Regions from separate parts of the Mus musculus genome. Here region 1 is linked to region 2. The links are chromatin loops, found by intact Hi-C in ENCODE. Cell type or tissue: heart. All regions are shown on one strand. Links, peaks and the distances in the headings refer to the core of each region. The heading gives the core; the rest is flanking DNA. Region 1 holds the start of Gm23748 (a small nucleolar RNA gene). Region 2 has its middle 100 kb from the start of Gm35690.

Region 1 (5,389 bases), core at 213-5,212, 400 kb after region 2:
TTCTTTTCTTTTCTTTTCTTTTCTTTTCTTTTCTTTTCTTTTTAAGGCAATGATTTGGATGTGGGGTATATAAACCAATTCCTTGCTGTTTGGAATTACTTTTAGGATCACTTAATAAATATTTGACATGGATTCAAAATTATTTGTATTTTTGTTACTATACTAATGTTCTGTGTATGTCTATTAGACCACTCAGCACAATTATTCACATCAATATGATCATTTGCCATTATAATATATTATCTTCTGAAAGAAATGTCTTAGTGCTCCAATATATTTCTTCCATTAACTTATATAATTCTCATTTACAGGAAGTTTGGGTACAGGACTCCAAGGTCAATACTTGCTATTCTTTCAGAGGCCCTGCGATCATTTTCTAGAATCCAGCTCAGATGACTCACAAGTCCTGTACTTTCAGCTCTATGAATCCAGTCCTCTCTTTTGGCTTTTACAGACTCCAGTGCACATGTGGCACACAAGCACCAGCATTTGATTATTGTCTTTTCACAGTGAAATCATTATTATATTTTAAAATAATATCCTTAAATTTGACTTTTGGCACAGTGACATGTTGATTATATACAAATATCAATCAATGAACCATATTTTGCTGTTTTTCTTTGTACTAATAATTCTGATTTACACAAGAAATCTACACAAGTGTGAAGTCCTAACAAATTGGTAACAATCCAAGCCCTCTGAAGCAAAATCCCAAAGTTTTGCCATTTGCCTACTACTTCTCTGCTGTAAACAGTAGCCCATGGCAGAATTCACACAACAGCACAAGGCTTTGGGGATGGATGTTTAGAGATATTTATAGCAGCTCTCATGAGCCCAGAGCCTGAGCTGGCTTCAGCATACTTTTTTCTTCTTTCCTCCTTTTCAGCTTCCAGATTTTCTTCTCCTCCCACCCAGGGATGGAAGTTATACATCATGTGTACTTTACTTGCTGGTTTCCCTTGAATGTTTTAACAGAGATTGATTTGACAAACTACCCAGTCTATCTCTCTTCCTCCTAAATAACCTATGACCTGTAAGTTGCTTTAACTCTGACCCTTCTCACAACTTCCATGTTATTTCTATCTGATAGTTTAGCTTATAGTATTTTATGTTTTCAAGACATTTTTAGAATTTCTCAACATAATAATTTAGACAGTAGTAAGTTTCATTATGATATCTTAATCCATGTATTAACAATGATATGAGTTTTAATCACATCCCTCACTTTTTCTCTCATTTAAAAATTTTTATAAACATTGTATTGGTTCTTCATGAATTTCACAGCATCTACCCCAGTCCCACTCATCCTCCTGCTTCCCTAGTAATCACCTGACAGCCTTGCAACCTGCCCCACAACAGAGGTAAAAATCTGGTTGTGGAAGCTGTAGTGTGTCACAGTGTATACCACAGTACACGCCTTTGTCCACACGTCTTTGCTTGCAAATGTTCGTTGCAATGACTCGTTGATCTGGTATGAGGCCTCCAGCTTCTGCTGTATTATCAGTACTGGAACCTCACTGGGACTCCTCTTGAATATCCTGTTGTTGCCCTGTGTCATAGAAATCCTGAAGTTTTGGATCTGTAAGACCAGTCCCTTCATGCACTCCAGCAGTTCACTGATGGAGTGAATGTTGGAGAGGGACAATTCAAAGCCTTGCATCTGAGCCTGTCAGCTCATCAGCTTGTCAGCTCTCCCCCTCTCACACACACTCAGACAGGTTCATCATACCACTTCCATCAGACCCAGCTCTACTGTGCTGCCCAAGTAAGGTGCAGGGCCTGCTCTACCCAGTGCTGCAGCAGGTATGGGTATGTGCACATTGTCCAGCTCTGATGACCTTGGGGTCAGCTCTCCAGCCTTCTAAAGTCTTGTAGATGGCAAGGGGAAAAAGAGGGGGGATTTCTCTCTTGCCCATGTTGCTTCATGGCAGACAAGTGACAACCCCTCTCCCACACTCACACTCAAAAGGCTGACTTGCCTATGCTCCCATCACCAGGATCAGCTCTACTATGCCACGTGTTCCTCTTAGAGGTGCCCGGAGTCTCTGAACATCTGGGGTCATCTCAGGAGTAGTCTCAGGAGTACTATGATTTGTACCTTCTTTGTGGTGCTGAGCAGGGAACATCTCAGGCATGGTCTGTAACTCCAGGCCTGCATGGCAAATGACTGGGTCATCATCTCAGGCTAGTTCCCTCTCTGGGGCCCATGGTACCAGTTTGGTGGTCATCTCAGGCTTGTTCCTTGCTCAGCATGCCTTCCTAAGTGGCCCCACTTAAGACCCAACTGTCTTGGTCTTCTGTCCACGTCTATGGTCTCAGGCAAGATTCTACTAGTCTCTGGTTTGCTCGCTGCCCTGGGAGCCCATCTAGGAGTACCTGATTCTGGGCTGGTAGTTGTTGCTGGTTGGCTCCCTGTCCAGGCCACCTGGAACTGGACTGGTGATCATGCAGGCTCACTTTTTTTTCAGGTAATGTTAGGCTGCTAATAATTCAGATGTTCGTAAGTCAGATCACTTAGGGTAGACATAACCTCTCTCCTCTCTGCCACCTACTGACACACAAGTGACACAGCAGCCATATTTCACTGCCACTAGGGGCAGTGCTTATGGTTTTTGAACCTTTCCAATTTCATCAAATTAAAGTCACATTTAGTATTTAAAGTATATATTCAGTACTTGCTATTGAAATGTCATCATTATATACACAGCCGAAGTTTGTAAGCTGCTATGGATGCTGCAGCTATCCATCGTATAGATATCTAGGGACTGCTGGTGTGAATATGACATTCAGTAGCCAGTGTTCAAAGCATTCATCTAAACCTTAAATATCCACTCCTTTTGACTGTACTCTTTCCTAATATTTTTTCTTTTTAATAGATTGAGATATAATTTAAAGGTAATAAAAAATACTACTACTGAATAAAGTTTTGGTGATGGGAATAATCATTAAAAGCATGTTAGTATTTGGTCAGGTGCCACAGGTACACAAGTTTCTGTGGAGAATAATGTATTAAAAGCATGTGTGTGTGTGGGGGGGTTGATCTGGTAAACACTGTAGATTAGACAGATTATGATAGTCTGAGGAAATACCATCATCTTTGAAGAAAAATTCAAATAGTTTCAAAGATGAAATCTTGGTGCAATTCTATAAAAATTAACATGTGAAGCTATTTTGATAACTGATTATGTAGTTCCTTTTTAAAAAGATTTACTTATTTTATGTATATGAGTACACCATTGCTCTCTTCAGACATGCCAGAAAAGGGAATCAGATCCTATTACAGATGGTTGTGAGCCACCATGTGGTTGCTGGGAATTGAACTCAGGACCTCTGGAAGAACACTTAACCTCTGAGCCATCTCTCCAGCCTGCTTATATAGCTCTTAAGTGTGGCATATTCCCAAATATTCAGGAATTTTTTAAGCAACAGTGAAAGAGGGGATAGGGAATTAGGTTAAAAAATATTCATTCACTCCATGTATGTATCTGCATCTTTGAAAGCCCTGTTAAAGACTGTGGGCTGTGAATGTCTGGGAACAATAGATATAAAAAAAATATAACCTTATAAAGAGTATAGTAACAACACAAACACATACATACACAGACACACATGCATCCACACATGCATGCATGCACTCACACACAAACACACAGAAACTCAGTGCCTTACTGTTTTTTCCTCAAGCAGGCAAGCTATGCCTGTTAAGTATAATTCCTCTAAGAAGAATAGCAGAATTTTGGACACTTGAATGATTTCTCATTATAGCTAATATCATGACTATTTGATGTGACTACTACTCATTAAGAACTCAGATTTAATTTAAGTGGTTCTCAACCTGTGGGTCACCACCCCTTTGGTGTCAAATGACCTTTTGTATGGGGTTACATACCATATATCCTGTATATTAGATATTTACATTACAATTTATATCACTAGCAAAATTATAGTTGTGAAGTATCAATGAAAGACTTTTATGGCTGGGGGTCACCACAACATGAGGCCCTTTATTAAAGGGCCTCAGCATTAAGGAAGGCTGAGAACCACTGACTCAGAAGGACCACCATGCCTTTGCTTGCTTTAGAAAGCCATGTTTGCCAAAGCCAAGTCTTACCAGTTGATTAAGAAGATTTAAATCTGTCTTCAGTGGTTAATTTTTGTGACTAAAAAGATGTCATTTACTTATCATGTTAAAAATAAATTCTGATTGCTTTATTTCCATAGCAACAGAAAATCAGTCTTCCTAGGACGTAGGAATTCCTCTGGTCTCCATAGCTCCACTGCTTCCTTCTAAGCTCAAACAAGTAAGATACCAGTGATTTCCAGTTCCCTCCACTGATGTTCATTCTCCTTATAAGGATTTTGTATGAGCAAGAATAATTTTGCCTTGTATAATTCCCCTCCCTATGTCCTTGAGTTATCCATGAATTCATCTATTAGAACAGTGAATCTAAAAATGTATTTAGATTTCTGAGTAATAGAATTTGATTTCTAACAATCAAATGTGCGGAAAAACAAGACAAATTGGATAGGTATTGTGTTATCAAGCCAAGGGTTTTCAGGCTTCAAGAAGGAAGCAGATACAGACAGGAAAGATGGATCAGTGTGTAAAGGCTCTAGTCTGATGATCTGAGTTTGAATCATAGGAATCACATGGTCTTCCGACTTCCCTATGTGTGGACCCCTGAAAAGAAGCCTATTTTGGTTGAATGAGGCTTGCTCCAGTGACCCAGTAGGAAACTCTACAAGAGACAGAACAGCGAGCCACTTTCCCAGAGACAGGTACCTGACACCACAGAACCCCCAACTTCATTAATTCTGTGACTATAAGTCACACAGACAATGTCCCAAGCTTCTGGCATTCCAGCAAGACTCCACCCCCACAGTTACCTGACTATAGCCAGTTACCTCATAGCCCAGCCCACTATAAATGGGCTGCTTGGCCCCTCCTAGTTCTCTTTAAGCTCTCACATTTCTTACTCTCCTCTCTAGCCTTCTCTCTCTCTCTCTCTCTCTCTCTCTCTCTCTCTCTCTCTCTCTCTCCCTTTCCCCTTTCCATGTGGCCATGACCAGCCTCTCTCCCACTTTCTACCTTCTCTCTCTCTGCCTGTCTACAATAAGGCTCTAAAACCATAGACTGTCTGTGCTCATCAAGGCCCACCATGCTGAACAATAGGATAGGCTTTCCCCTAACAAGCCACATCTAACCTCCTGGTGGAAGGCCTTTCTGTGCTCCAGCCATGGACCAGACCAAGGACTCTCATCTGCGTAGGAACCACCCAATGCCCCCTCTTCCCCTTCCCTCTCCTCCCTTCAGCCCCAGGGATGACCAAGCCCCCCTTTGGGGGCCCCCATTTGTTCTCAGCTCTTCCACAGTATCCAGTGTGGGATC
Region 2 (5,389 bases), core at 148-5,147:
ACCTATGGTCACTTGATCTTTGACAAGAGAGCTAAAACCATCCAGTGGAAGAAAGACAGCATTTTCAACAAATGGTGCTGGCACAACTGGTTGTTATCATGTAGAAGAATGCAAATTGATCCATTTCTATCTCCTTGTACTAAGGTCAAATCTAAGTGGATCAAGGAACTCCACATAAAACCAGAGACAGTGAAACTTATAGAGGAGAAAGTGGGGAAAAGCCTCAAAGTTATCGACACATGGGAAAAATTCCTGAATAGAAAAGCAATGGCTTGTGCTGTAAGACCGAGAATCGACAAATGGGACCTCATAAATTTGCAAAGCTTCTGTAAGGCAAAAGATACTGTCAATAAGACAAAAAGGCCACCAACAGATTGAGAAAGGATCTTTACCTATCCTAAATCAGATAGGGGACTAATAACCAATATATATAAAAATCTCAAGAAGGTGGACTCCAGAAAATCAAATAACCCCATTAAAAAATGGGGCTCAGAGCTAAACAAAGAATTCTCACCTGAGGAATACCAAATGGCTGAGAAGCACCTGCATAAGTGTTCAGCATCCTTAATCATCAGGGAAATGCAAATCAAAACAACCCGGAGATTCCACCTCACACCAGTCAGAATGTCCAAGATCAAAAATTCAGGTGACAGCAGATGCTGGCAAGGATGTGGAGAAAGAGGAACACTCCTCCATTGTTGGTGGGATTGCAAGCTTGTACAACCACTCTCGAAATCAGTCTGGCAGTTCCTCAGAAAATTGGACATAGTACTACCGGAGGATCCCACAATACCTCTCCTGGGCTTATATCCAGAATATGTTTCAACTGGTAAGAAGGACACATGCTCCACTATGTTTATAGCAGCCTAATTAATAATAGCCACCAGCTCTAGAGAACCCAGATGACTCTAAACAGAGGAATGGATACTCAAAATGTGGTACATTGCCGGGCGTGGTGGCACACGCCTTTAATCACAGCACTTGGGAGGCAGAGGCAGGCGGATTTCTGAGTTCAAGGCCAGCCTGGTCTACAAAGTGAGTGCCAGGACAGCCAGGGCTACACAGAGAAACCCTGTCTTGAAAAACAAACAAAACAAAACAAAACAAAACAAAACAAAACAAAACAAAAGTGGTACATTTACACAATGGAGTCCTACTCAGCTATTAAAAAGAATGAATTTATGAAATTCCTAGGCAAATGGATGGACCTGGAGGGCATCATCCTGAGTGAGGTAACCCAATCACAAAAGAACTTACATGGTATGTACTCACTGATAAGTGGATATTAGCCCAGAAACTTAGAATACCCAAGATGCAAGATACAATTTGCAAAACACATGAAACTCAATAAGAATGAAGAACAAAGTGTGGACACTTTGCCCCTTCTTAGATTTGGGAACAAAACACCCATGGAATGAGTTATTGAGACAAAGTTTGGAGCTGAAACCAAAGGCTGGACCATCTAGAGACTGCCATACCTGGGGAACCATCCCATAATCAGCCTCCAAATGCTGACACCATTGCATACACTAGGAAGACTTTGCTGAAAGGACCCAGATACTGCTGTCTCTTGTAAGGCTATGCCGGGGCCTAGCAAACACAGAAGTGGATGGATCACAGAACCCCCAATGGAGGAGCTAGAGAAAGTACCCAAGGAGCTGAAGGGGTCTGCAACCCTATAGGTGGAACAACAATATGAACTAATTAGTACCCCCCAGAGCTCATGTCTCTAGCTGCATATGTATCAGAAGATGGCCTAGTCAGCCATCATTGGCAAGAGAGGCTCCTTGGTCTTGCAAACTTTATATGCCTCAGTACAGGGTAACGCCAGGGCCAAGAAGTGGGAGTGGGTGGGTAGGAGAGTGGGTGGGGGTGGAGGGTATGGGGGACTTTTGGGATAGCATTGGAAATGTAAATGAAGAAAATTCTTAATTTAAAAAATGAGAAGGATTGCTGGCATTTTTTTTTGTATTTTCTACTTATTATTTAAACACAAACTCTTATTTATTTTAAGCAGATATCAGAACTCAGAAGGGACATGTGTAAGACTGGTGTGAAGCAAGTGAAGTTGAAATTGGGTTTACCCTCTGTTGTGCGCAGCTGGGTGAGAGCTGTTTAACAGGGGAGGAACATAGGCTTCAATACTAAGGCTGCTTCCTCCTGGTGATGTCTGTTCAGATGTAGTGGTGCATTTATTCTTGTCATTCATGGGTCATTCTTCACCATATTCATCCAGTGAGGCAACACTCCTGTATCTTTTTAGAGTTCAATTAGATTGACTTTGTATGCTGAATTTTACTTTAAAGTTGGCCACTAGAGGGCATTGCTTTATTTCAATAGAGGGGAATGAAATAAACCCAAATGTTGTCCTAATTTTAGGAAAGTATCTGTCTAGTATAAAGGAAAACGTAGCCATACACTATTCCAATTGTAATCTTAGTTCTTCTTAGTTGTTTCACCATTTTCCCTGTTTTTTTTCTTTTTTCTTCTCAGGCAGGGTCTCACTATATAGCCCAAGCTAGACTGGATCTTACTATGTATCTCAGGCTGGTCTCAAACTCATGACTTTCCTGCCTCAGCTTAACAAGTACTAGAGTTACAGATATGCACCCGTTCATGCTTTAGTCTGTTGCCTTCTTTTGACTTTATCACTCCTCTTCCTCAGGCCTTTCTTTCAAATATATGCCACTTTTACACCATATGATATGAATTTAACACAAAGGTATAAATGTTTAGTTTTCATTAGTGTTTTCCACAAAACAAAAACAACACCACAAAACCCATGAAGCTGAGATGGGGACATGGTGGGAGGGAGGGAGGGGAGGCTGAGGGTCTTAAAGGTGTGTAAGGAGAGGAAGAGATGAGTGTGCCCGGAATGCATGGTACACATGCACAAAAATCATAAAAGAATAAACTTGAATTAAGAAAAAAACAAACATAAATTGTTATCTTCTGTTACAATAAATGTGTACACATGCCCATGTATTTTCACACATATGCTGTACATATATCAATGCTTGGGAGGGAGATACTGAGGTTTATAAATGCAACACAGCTTGGATCTTACTAATATGAAGCAGCAGATGATGGTCATGCCAATGAATGAGTGGTGGGCTGATCTGGCCGCATTCTGGCTTATTTCACACCATACTTCTGTCTTAGAAACTTCAGTATTATAACTGGTAGTCAACTACCTTTGTTATTCAGCTAAGATTAAGATAGCCAAGAAACAAATGAGGCTAAGAGTATGAGCCTGAGAGTCTAAAGGCAGTCTCTCCATGTGGTTTCTTACATAAGGTCCCCCAATCCCTGTTAATGAAAGGAAAACACTCCTATACTTTGGTGAACTTCAGGGAAGAAAGAAAGAATGCTTATATATTAACGAACCCAGTCATATTATTGACTTTTTCAATGACAAAACAACAACAACAAAAAAGACCTAGGTGTGTTAGCACAGTCAGCTGCAATCATGGCGTTGAAAAGTGGGCTGGATAGGAAATACTGTAACAATAATCAAGACCCTGAAGTTACTCTCTGGGGATATATCTCCTGTGTTCTGCTCAGGCACATCTCTGGCTATAAGTGAGTTCATCCATGCACAATAAAGTACCTGGTGTGCATTCCTATCTATTATATCTGGCAATGTACTAACTAGGTCTCTGCCTGCTAATGGAAAGTCAATACATTCCAGATTTAAAAATGAGAGTGTGGAACACTGGATTGCAGAACCCAACTTTCTTTCTCTGGCCACTTTGAAATAACTCATATGAGCATTCCTAACTTGCTCAAATGTAGGATAGCATTATTTAATTCCTTTTTATTAAAAATAACTTTGTTTGTAGTACATGAAATTGTATGTCAAATTATATCTTTGTATCATAAACTGAGGGTATTATTCACTAACTAATAAGGTGAAAAGAAAATAAGTTGGCTTTACCGTTTATATTCTAAAATATTTTATTCATCAACTACTTTCAATCCTAGCAAAGAAGGTCACTTGTAAAGATGACCTTGCTGGTTTCGTCATATCAAAACAACTGTCATCTTTATTTAATGAAAACTTAAAATATTTCTCTTAGATTGCTATCAACCATCTATCTGTTACAAAGTTGAATTCTCCAATGTGATTCATTTGCCCGCTCCATTCATTCTGCATTGTGTTAGTAATAAGGTAGGTGTATTTAACACTGGGCATTGGCAGTGAATTCTTTTTTTTTTCCCCTGTCTACACAAACCTTAGTGTCTTTCATCATTATATACCACACACCCAGCCTGACTCTAGGAGATATTTTAGGTTAGTCTGACTGTTGGTCTAAGTGTCACCCATCATCTTTTGCTCTTTGTATGTGGTCAGTAATGACTTGGCTTCATTGCTACTTGAAATTTTCAGTTTGGTTTAGTACAACATTATTTAAAAATGCTTGAAGTTCTCTGCCAGATGTAGGGATGGTGAAAATCCTTTCCTAATCTGTAGACTGTCATTTTGTCCTACTGACGGTGTCCTTTGCCTTAGAGATGCTTTCAGTTTCAGGAGGTCCCCTTTGTCAATTGTTGCTCTTAGAACCTGAGCCATGGGTGCTCTGTTCAGGAAGTTATCTCCTGTACCAATGAGTTCAAAGCTATTCCCCACATTCAGTTCTTTTAGAGTTAGTGTATAGCAGTTTTACAATGAGGCGTTTGATCCACTTGGTCTTGAGCTTAGTGCAGGGTGATAGATACATAAATGCTAAATAAAAAAATGCTTGAAGCTTTAACAAGCATGTTTATGGGCCAGCAAGATGGCTTGTATTAGTGGTTCTCAATTTTCCTAAAACTGTGACCTTTTAATACAGTCCCTCATGCTGTGATGACCCTAACCATAAAATGATTTTTGTTGCTACTTCATAACTGTAACATTGTGACTGTTGCAAACTGTATTATAAATATCTGATATACAGGATATCTGATATGTAACCCCAAAGAGATTGTTGTGGCCCACAGGTTGAGAACTACCGTTTTAGAAGGTAAAGTAACTTGCCCTACATTCTGTGAGCTGAGTTCTTAGATTTTTTAAAAATTTAAATTACATTTATTTATGTGTGTGTGTGTGTGTGTGTGTGTGTGTGAGAGAGAGAGAGAGAGAGAGAGAGAGAGAGAGAGAGAGAGAGAGAGAGAGAGAGAGAGAGAGAGAGGAGATGCTCAAGAACAACTTACGAGAGTCAGTTCTTTCCTTCCTGCTTGTGGGTTCCCAGGGACAGGCCCTAGGTCATCAGGCTTGGTAACAATAATCTTTACCTGTAGGCTCATCATGTTAGCCTGGTTAAATCATTTCATAAGACCTATAAACTGAATATTTCAGTTGTGTCATACGTCAGATAGCAGGCCATTGAAGTAACTATTTAATAACAGT

What was found. Hi-C counts contacts between places; a loop is a spot of excess contacts. Peaks named below come from ENCODE experiments on the same cell type or tissue, not always from the same donor. Only the 100,000 strongest peaks of a DNase experiment are listed, where the experiment ranks them.
Region 1: it touches region 2 in a loop (34-fold over the local background); 6 of 42 quality-filtered maps call a loop at or near these places.

The regions. Positions count from the first base shown.
Region 1 is chr9:82,245,060-82,250,448 of GRCm38, reverse strand. Gm23748 (a small nucleolar RNA gene) reads right to left here and starts at 2,601; the gene lies at 2,471-2,601. Gm35548 (a long non-coding RNA gene) reads left to right here. Exons shown (of 3, transcript XR_379658.2): 3 at 312-518. In heart, for the core only: a CTCF peak has its summit at 2,579 (motif pointing left); no DNase peak of the experiment used is centred there.
Region 2 is chr9:82,641,027-82,646,415 of GRCm38, reverse strand. No RefSeq gene overlaps it. Among named protein-coding and RNA genes, the nearest start is that of Gm35690, 100 kb to the right of the region's middle. In heart, for the core only: a CTCF peak has its summit at 2,323 (motif pointing right); no DNase peak of the experiment used is centred there.